Linked DNA regions of Homo sapiens: region 2 is linked to region 1. A link is a contact called in ENCODE Hi-C data. All regions are on one chromosome and are shown on one strand. The core of a region is the stretch at or near the end of the contact, and the rest is flanking DNA. Distances in the headings are between cores, read along the strand shown.

Region 1 (4,737 bases), core at 1-2,500:
GTGAGAATAGCACCACACCCCTCACAGGTTGCTGTGAGAATTCTGCCCCAGGTCAGTGCTTTGCACACAGTGCATGCTCAACTCATGCTTCCTTTTCCCACATGCTGGGGCCTCCCAGTTCCCCCAATGGAACCCAGAGCTGTGACAGTCAAGGGCCCAGAATCCAGGACATCTGTCCCACCAGAATCCAGGATATCCGTCCCAAGTCCCAGCCAGCAGCCACTAGAGCTGAGGCTCTGTGTGAAGCAGCACCCTCTCTAAGCATCCCTCTGTCCCTTGCAAACTAAACAGAATGATCCAACTTCATTATTTGGTGGATGAGCCCAGGATTTCTTAGCACAAGAGAGACCCCTTTCTGCCCTGGCAGTGGGAAGCTGTTTCTCTACCCTCTGGGAGGTGCAGAGTTGGGTGACCTTGGGATGGGTCTCCAGGGCAATGTCTTCATGTGTGCCTACACCTCCCACCCCTCTCACAGGCAGTGGTGAGTTTTGCCAACCCCCACCATGCCCAGAACTGAACAGGAAGTGGTAACTTGGTTGCCATGGCAGCGAGAGGGGCAGGAATGGGTGAGGTTCCTCAAGGAGCATTGGTATCTGTGAGGTGGGAAAGGCATTCACACACTGGTCCCTTCAGGACAGAGGCAGGGACAGGATGTGGCATCAGCATTTCAAGAAAAATGTTCAAATTCAGTTCAAAACACACATGATGCAATGATTGCTGTCATAACTAAGCAGGGCTTCCTGACAGAGGCCAAGCAGAGAAAGCTATTTGTGTGAGGAAATTGAGGGCTCTGCTTTAAAGCCTGAGGAAGCCTAGCAGATAAAGGAGCCAATGCAGAGAGGGTCCAGAGCTTTATCTTGGCTTGGGAGGCCTGGGTTAGCTTCGCCTGGGGCCTGATATTAGGGTAAAGAGCTAAGTCAGCCCTAATCTCCTCCTTCCCCAACCCACAAAACACTAAACAAGAAAACTGCTGGTAAGGAGGGTAAGAAAAAGGCCCTGAGCTCCTGCCTCTGTACCCACTCCCTCCTCCACAAGTCAGCCCCTTCTCCCCTCACCTGAGACGCAACCCTGTGGCCACAGCAGCAGCAGCAGCAGGAAGGCTGGGGCCATGGTTCCATCCAGCTGGGCAGTGTCAGGCCTGGAGATCCAAGGTGAGGGCCCACCCGACACAGGATGTGCCACCTGGGCCTGCCAGGGAAGGACCCGGGGTTCTAAAAGTGAAGCTGCCCATTTAGGGAAGTGAGGCAGTGTGGGACCCACTGCCCCCAGCCAACCGCAGGGATTCATTGAGCCTATTATGAGGGCGGTGCTGGCAGCTGTTTCCGCCCTTTTCCTCGGAACTTCAGGCAGGTGTGGCTGCTCCACCCAGTCTGGGGCCCCAAGCCGGGAGGACTCACAGTCAGAGGGCTCCCCGCCCTCCCCAACCTCCCCCAGAAACTGGTCCCTAGGATCCAGCAAGGGGGCTGGGGTGAGGCTTCTGGAACGTCAGGTATAGACCTTCCTGGAATCTTCTGGGCTCAGAGACCCAGGGGTGCGGGCTCTTAGGCTGAGATGGAGCATCTCAGACCCTAGTTTCTTACATATATACATTCACAGGGAAGTTCTTATAAACTCTCATTCATTCATTCATTGCAGATTCTTTCTGTTCCTTCCTCTCTCTCTCTCCCAGGCTCCTGGCTGCTCAGAACAGTCACTTGTGTTCACTGTTGCAAATAACCTCTTACAGGCTCACTTGAAATCTTACTTTTGTCAAGCGGGAAAAATGCAAATTGTTAAGACTCAGGGCATAAATTTTGGGTTGAGGGAGGGGTTCCTGTACTCTCACACACAGGTGTGCATGCACATGCACTCACACTCACAGTCTCACTTTGTCTTTTATTCACTTTCACACACACACACACACGCCCATGCACACAGTCTCACACACACCCCAGCAGCCTCTCCTTTTCCCTATCCATACGTCTCCTCTCTCTGTCCCTCTCCCTGCCTCTCCTCCTGTCGACTCTACTCACCATCAGCTCCCTCTAGACTCCTAGTCCCTCGTGCAGGCTTCCTACAGCCTCCGCAGTACTTCCCCTCACCCACCTCATCTCAAGACCCCCTTCCTCCCCTGCCTCCAGCCTACGTCAGCACGCAGGCAAGTGCCCTCCACTTCCTCCTGCTCAATGCTATCTCGCCTGTACAGCCACCAGCTCCAGTGGAAATGACCCAGCACTAGGCCCAAGACCACACCCTTCACTTACCCCAAGGCCTAGAATCAGAAGCATCAATTTTTGATGTCCGGTACCTGTGTCATCTGCTCCTTCAGTGTGTGGGGACCCAGCTGGACTCCCGTGATTATGTATGCTCCCCCTACTCACTAGTGCCATGTTTCTACTCCTTAGATGGGACTGTCAAAAGGTAAACTGAGGCACAATAAAATTTTAAACAGATTATTTCAGCAAACAACAATTCATGAATCAGGCAGCTCCAAACAGAAGAGGTTGAGGAGCTCCACTGGGGGAATGCAAGGGGAAGACTCCTACAGGACAAGTAAACTGAAGAAAATATTTAATTAGTTATAGTTATATAGTTCCCTTATTTGGCCTATCCTGTTGGAAAGACCCTAGTTAATTATATAAGTTTCTTTTGATTGGTTGAGCTTAAGTTCTATTTTTCCTTAATATACACATTTACAAGAAATAGCTCGTGTTAAGTTTCACTGATATTTGCAAATCAAGCAAAGTTGAGGTCACTTATGAGGCCTAACTGTTTTTTTAATTTTTGCTCAGGGACTCTTCAGGCCTGGTCTCCATTTTCATTAATTTTAACAGGACTCAGAGCAAAAAGTCCTCAAGCTTGCATGGCCACAATCTTAAATTGACCTTGAAGCCCCAAGCTCCAAGCAAAGAAGTCTATCTCGGCTGACCCTAAGCTTTTGTAGTCTCTCAACTCATTCACTCACTCATTAATTCATTCATTCATTTGTTCATTCCCACAACCTCATTGCTATGCATGGGGCTAGGTAGGCACTGGGGGCGTAGGAATGAGACACGATTGTCACTTGAGACCTCTCAGCTCACAGACGTGTTTTGTTTTCCTTATTCACCCTTCCTTTTTCAATGTTTCTCACCCAGTCCTCAGAACTTCCTGAGCTCCCTGAGTTCAGGGGCCATCTCCCCTCCCCAGCACACACAGTAAGTTCCTCCATCCCTTCCCCCATCAGAACAGTAAGTTGCTTCAGGAGTGGGGGATTTATCTCTTGTGGGGACTTTATGCGCTTGGAATCCATGATTCTATGAAACTGATACAGTGCGCCCAGCACTGAGCCAATCATCGTCTAAAGTGTGACCCTTGGGATCACTGTGCTGATGAGGGTAGAAAGAATCAAACATTCATTCGCTGATCGAGGAAGTATGCACTGGATTCAATCTTTCTTAAGAGAAATTTGGAAGCATTGGTCAAAATCATTAAAAATACGTATACATTAGACTTTTACATCTATCATTTGATTTAATACAGCAGTGTATTTTGTCTTTATATTTATTTTTCCCATTTAAAAATTAAGGCCTAATTTACATACAGTACTATTCACCCTTTTCAGTGACGAGTTCTGGGAGTTCTAGAGACTTGTATCCAATGCCGTAATGGAGACAGAGAAGAGTGCCATCATCCCGAAAAGCTTTCCTCTGCTCCTTGTTAGTCATCCCTTCAGTCCCAGACAAACACTGATCTGGTGGGGTTTTTTCCTGTCATTTCTCTCTTTCCAGAATGGAAAAGTGAAGCACTTTATGTTGATTTATTCTGGTGAAGTCCAATATATAATTTTTATGAATCAATTTTTATGTCATATCTAATAAATCTTTGCTTAACCCAAGGTCACAATGACTTTTTTCAACAATTCTGTGAGCTATAATTCACATAATATAAAACTGACCCATCTAAAGCATACAATTCAGTGGTTTTCAATATATTCACTGAGTTGTACAACTAACACCAATTTTGCAGGATTTCCCCACCCAAAGAAACCCCATGCCCGTTAGCAGGCACTCCCTGGATCCGTTTACTGCAGACTTGGTGGCTTAAAACAGTATTAAGTTATTGTCTCGCCATTCTGAAGGCAGAAGTCTGAAGTCAGTTCACACTGTATTGAGATGAAGATGTCGACAGGGCTGCAGTCTCTCCAGAGACACTAGGGAAAAATTTGTTCCTTGCCTTTCCAGCTTCAGGTAGCTGCCAGCATTCTTTGGTTTGGGGCTGTTTTACTCCAATCTTCAAGGCCAGCATCTTCAGTCTCCCTCTGCTCCATCTTCCCATCACTTTCTCCTCTTTGTGTTCAAATCCCACTCTGACTCTCTTACATAAGGATACATGTGATTGCATTTAGTTCCCATCTACGTAATCCAGGATAATCTCACCATCTCAAGATGTTTAACTCACTCATATCAGCAAAGATCATTTTTTTTTTGTTTTTTGCCATATAAGGGTAACAATCACAGGTTCCAGGGATTAGGACACAGATATCTTTTAAGAGACCATTTATCAGCTTACCACAGTCCCCATTCCTACAGTCCCAGGCAACCACTAATATTTTTGTCTTTCTAGACAAAAATATCTTCAATCAAAAATGCCTTTATCAATTCTGGATATGTCATAAAAACATAATTGAACAATATGTGTTCCTTGTGACTGGATTCTTTCATTTGGCATGTTTTCCAGGTTTGTCCATGTTGTAGCTGTACTTGTGCTATACGTTGT
Region 2 (4,737 bases), core at 636-3,135, 500 kb after region 1:
CCTACGACTCCCAGGAGCCAGCAGTCCTGCCCATATGATGCTGTGGGAAAGGCCAAGTGCTTGGGTTCAAGTCTTAGCCTTGGGCTGGACTCAATTGTCTGGGTATGGCCTCAGTCTCCCCATCAGTCAAGCAGGGCTTGCCAGCTGGGGCCACGTCTACCTCATAGCAGTTGTGCTCTAAGTGAGGAGGCTGGGTGTGTAAGTTGTCTTGCAGGTGTGAATTTGTGGGCAGAGGGGAGGTGTCACCATTCTGGTCACTGTTCAGTGTTGCTCCGTCCAGGCCCACTGGGGGCATCCCTGCATAAGTTCCTTTGGGGAAAGTGTCCCATCCATTCACCCATTCATTCACACATACACACATACACACCATCTGAAAGCCCAGACTGGGGCAGAGCAGCCTAGTGGTAACCCCAGCTTCAGTCTCTCCTTACTAGATAGGGGCAGGAAGGCCTCAGGCCAGCTTTTCCTATTACCAGGAGCCCTCTGTTTCCTCTCCAAAAGCCTTGGGTCTTTTAAGATTTTCTTTTCCAGAGCTTGTATATCATGTCATTCACTGCAGGAGATGAGAGAGGCAGGTGAGCAATAACAATGTCCACTCCTTTGGGTTCTAAGGGATAAGTAGTCGGAGTGTTTACCACAGTTCCTGGCACACTGGAGATACTTCATAATATAGCCTTTTATTATATTAGCTGGCAACTTCCGATACAGAAACATAGCAAACCCAGGACACCTGGTAAGTGTGCACTGTTTGATTGAAAGGTCCTTGATATCAGAAGCAGAAATGAGGTCAATGGGACACGCACATGCTTTTAACAGTTTTAATGCCATGTTTTGGTCTTTTTCCCTTTTAGTGAAGTGTAACTTATCCTAGCAAAATGCATAGATTTGTAGTGTACAGCTCAATGAATTTTTACAGGTGTGTGGCCTTGTATAATCACTGTTTAGATCAAGATGGAGAATGTCACCATCACCCTGGCAGGTTCCCTCCGGGACCCTGTCCTGCATCACCATGGCTGAGTGCTATGGTCTCCAACAGCACACAAAGGCTGTCATGCAGGATGTGGTCTTCAGTATATTTCATGAAATGGAACCGCTCTGCCAAGTGGGGACACTTACTGAGGACTGACCAACCCCTATTTGTGATGAATAAAGATCAAGAAACAAAAGAGGCTGGGCGCGGTGGCTCACGCCTGTAATCCCAGCACTTTGGGAGGCTGAGGCGGGCGGATCACAAGGTCAAGAGATGGAGACCATCCTGGCTAACACGGTGAAACCCCGTCTCTACTAAAAATACAAAAAATTAGCCGGGCATGGTGGCGGGCGCCTGTAGTCCCAGCTACTCAAGAGGCTGAGGCAGGAGAATGGCGTGAACCCGGGAGGCGGAGCTTGCAGTGAGCCGAGATCTCGCCACTGCACTCCAGCCTGGGCGACAGAGCGAGACTCCGTCTCAAAAAAAAAAAAAAAAAAAGATCAAGAAACAAAGAATGAATTACATGAGGAAGCAGAGGCTCCAAAAGGGAGATCTGCACAATGCGCTTCAGTGGCAGCAGAGCAAGACCCCAGGATGCGTTCTGCACCGCCTCTCCCAGACCCCCTGCAGGAATGCGCTGCGGGAGACTGCAGGGCTGGGGGCAGGGGGCAGTCAGGGGCTTGTTTTTAAATCTCTGAGCACCAGCAGGAGGTGGGGAGGAGGGAAAGGAAGGAGAGGAGAGAGGAAGGGCGGTCACACAAGCTCCTGGCCCACTTAATGGCCTCCTGTTCCCACAGCTCAGGCCCATCAGCCCCAAGTTTCAGCTCACATCCCACAGGAAAGGGTGGGAACTGGCGCCTCCTGGCTGGTCAGACTGTTGGCCCGGGACAACAGGGGGAGCAGCTTCAAAGGCCATTGCAGACCAGGGAGTCGCCCTGTCCTGTCCCACTGGGACCAGCTGGGCCCTGGCAAAGACGACTGCCACTGGGCATGGCAGGACAGGGACGAGGGACATGTAGCTAATAGGAACATGAAAGGAGAAACTAGAAAAGGATTCCACCCCTGTGATATGCACGGACCGGCCCAGCCACCCATGTGGACGCTCTGTCTCTCCGTGTCTGCTTCTCTTTCTCTCTTCTCTCTCACACACATGCACGCACACATGCACACATGTCCATGTGCACACACGTGTAGCCGCATCCCTCAGCTGCCGCTTGCAGTCTAAGGATCCCCTTAGCAGGCAGCCACCTTTCTCCTGGGTTGGGGAGTGGTGGGACTGAACCCCCACCCCTTGTGCCCCTGCACCCGCCTCCTGGGCACTCCATCTACTCCAGCCTCCTGCCTGTGTCTGCCATGCTTTGTTCTCTAGTTGTTTCCTTGCCACCTACCAGTCTCCTCAGCTACAAGGAAGTTTCAGAGAAATCACTTTTCTTCTTCAGAACCTCCACACCATCCCACCCATCAGACTTTCCAGAAAGAGATGCACGGCCCTCAAGGGCTGCTGGTCCAGTGACCCCCACACACTCAGTTATCACCCACTTGGCAAACGCTCCGAGTCCCTCCCACATTGCACTGCGCAAGGGGCCTCTGTTCAATCACATTCATCCACACAAACACTTGATGGGATAAACAGCAACACAGCAGGATAGGAAACCGAGACTCAGAAAGGTTAAGTAGGCCAGGCGCAGTGGCTCATGCCTGTAATCCCAGCACTTTGGGAGGCTGAGGCAGGTGGATCACTTGAGGTCAGGAGTTCGAGACCAGCCTGGCCAACATGGTGAAACCCTGTCTCTACTAAAAATACAAAAATTAGCCAGGCGCGGTGGCACATGCCTGTAGTCCCAGCTACTTGGGAGGCTGAGGCAGGAGAATGGCTTGAACTCAGGAGGCAGAGGTTGTAATGAGCTGAGATCGCACCACTGCACTCCAGCCTGGGCGACAGAGCAAGGCTCCGTCTCAAAAAAAAAAAAAAAAGAAAGATTAAGCAGCTTGTCAGAAGTCACACTGCAAGAGCACAGTGAAGTGGGGGTTCAAGCCCAGGTCTCTCAGGTATGTGACCACCAGCAGCTCCAGCCCAGGAGAGGTAACCTGGGGCCCATAGGAAAGGTCTCCCCATGTAGATGGCTTGTTGTCCCCTGCACTCCCAGTCCTGCGCCCCCCTCATCCCATGTCACCCTCAGCGAATCCTACAGAGGTTCCCCAGAGAGGCCTGCATGCTCCTCAGCCCTCCCAGACCCCACCCACAGATGCTTTTTGCTAAATAGCCAAGACATCCATGCCCAGGAGGCTCAGAGGGTGACAAATCTGAATCTCGCTGAGACGGTTAGCCCGCCTGAGAGCCTGGGTCGGAGGGGGCGGAAGGGGAGGCTATATGAGTTGGTCAGACAGAAATGTGATTCCAGGGATCAGAGATCTGGCACCAGACCATAGTGAGGTGAGGGTGGTAAGGGTTGGGGGAGGAGTGGGACTCAGCCATAGATGGCTCCTAGGACAGGAAAGGGGCCTGAGGGCGATAGAGGGGTTTAGAGACTGAAACTCCACTTGCCCCAAGTACCCTCTGGCCCACCCCAGCGAACCTGCTCATGTCCCCTGCAGGAAAGATCAGCTAAAGTTTTCATGGATGCTACGTCAGCCTATGTGGTCAATGAGGTCCCTCCCCAGGGAAGGTGAGGCCTAAGACTCTATCTGATTGGTCAGTTCATGCCATTGTGGACTTGGGGCCCACAAGCTCTGACTCTCTGAGATGAGTCTGTTTTGCAAGGACTCTCTCAGCCTCCACAGGCCCAGCACAAAAGCCTACCTAAGGCCAGAGTGGGACTGGAAGACCTGCATCGGTATGCACCACCCAGCTGCGTGACCTTGGGCAAGTCCTGTCCCCCTCTCCGGGACTCAAGACCCTCACAAATAACATGCAGAGGCTGTGTGGGACCTCTCATAGGCTCCCTGCCGCCTGCCTGGTGTGCTGATGGTTCTGGCAGCATGGATGTGTGGAGGGCTGGTCCGGTGGAATCGGCCTGCAGGCTGGGAGGGGAAGGGCCAGGCACCGGTTTCACTGTCCCATGTGCTGGCTGCCCCAGCATTGGGGAGCTCCCTCTCCAGAGCCATGGCAGCCTTAGGATCCAGCCTTTGCTTTTCCATCTCCTCAGGAGAAAAGAATCCACACTCCAGCATCTTCTGCTAGCTGCCAGCTGCTTAGGGCAGGGAAGGCTCGTTGACTCCAAGTGTGAGAAGAGGCAGGCACAACGACCACAGCTGGGCACACAGCGGGCATGCAGAGCAGCTTCTGGCTCCTGGTCCCAAACCCAGCCGCAGGCCCAGGACCCCCTGCATCTGTCCTGAGTTCTAATAATGGCTCTCAGGGTCCCAGTGCCTAAGCCACCCCCGCCTCAGCCCTCCCTGCCCCAGGCCCAAAGTCCTCAGAGCACTCCAACCCCGCCAGTGCCTGGCTCCTGCCCCTGCTCCTGGGGCTGCTCCTCCTCCGTCATCTGCTGCCTCAGCCTCCCCAGCCTCCCTGTGGCTGGTCTGCTGTAAAGAACGATTCCCTGGCTTTGTTTTTAAGAGTCAAACCTGCTTCTGAGTACTTTGGAAACAACCACTGTACAACTGAAGTAGCCAGGTCTTCCTAAACAAAAGAAGACAGTGGAGAGGGGAATGGAGGAAGAAAGGACAAAAACATCTATGAGCATGGACGATTGCATTGAATTCACAGAAGGTGGCCTGTTTTCTCTCAGGTGCAAACCAAGAGGCATTAGTACTATGCACACTGA

The links. Hi-C counts contacts between places; a loop is a spot of excess contacts on that map. Pooled maps may share reads with other maps.
Region 2: a map with no recorded cell type shows a loop between it and region 1 (2.2-fold over the local background). The contact joins the enhancer-like site here to the promoter of TREML2 in region 1. A Hi-C loop is called at or near these places in 2 of 37 single-sample maps with no recorded cell type and 5 of 50 pooled maps.

The regions. Positions count from the first base shown.
Region 1 is chr6:41,199,899-41,204,635 of GRCh38, forward strand. It overlaps TREML2 (triggering receptor expressed on myeloid cells like 2), which reads right to left and starts at 1,251. Exons shown (of 5, transcript NM_024807.4): 1 at 1,056-1,251. The coding sequence starts at 1,110. RefSeq lists an enhancer at 1,470-1,539.
Region 2 is chr6:41,699,017-41,703,753 of GRCh38, forward strand. The region is part of intron 1 of TFEB (transcription factor EB); the gene reads right to left. Among named protein-coding and RNA genes, the nearest start is that of MIR10398, 32 kb to the right of the region's middle. Within about 2 kb of position 1,886, at least 5 of the 41 ENCODE cell types and tissues checked have a DNase peak (open chromatin) inside an H3K27ac peak, as active enhancers do.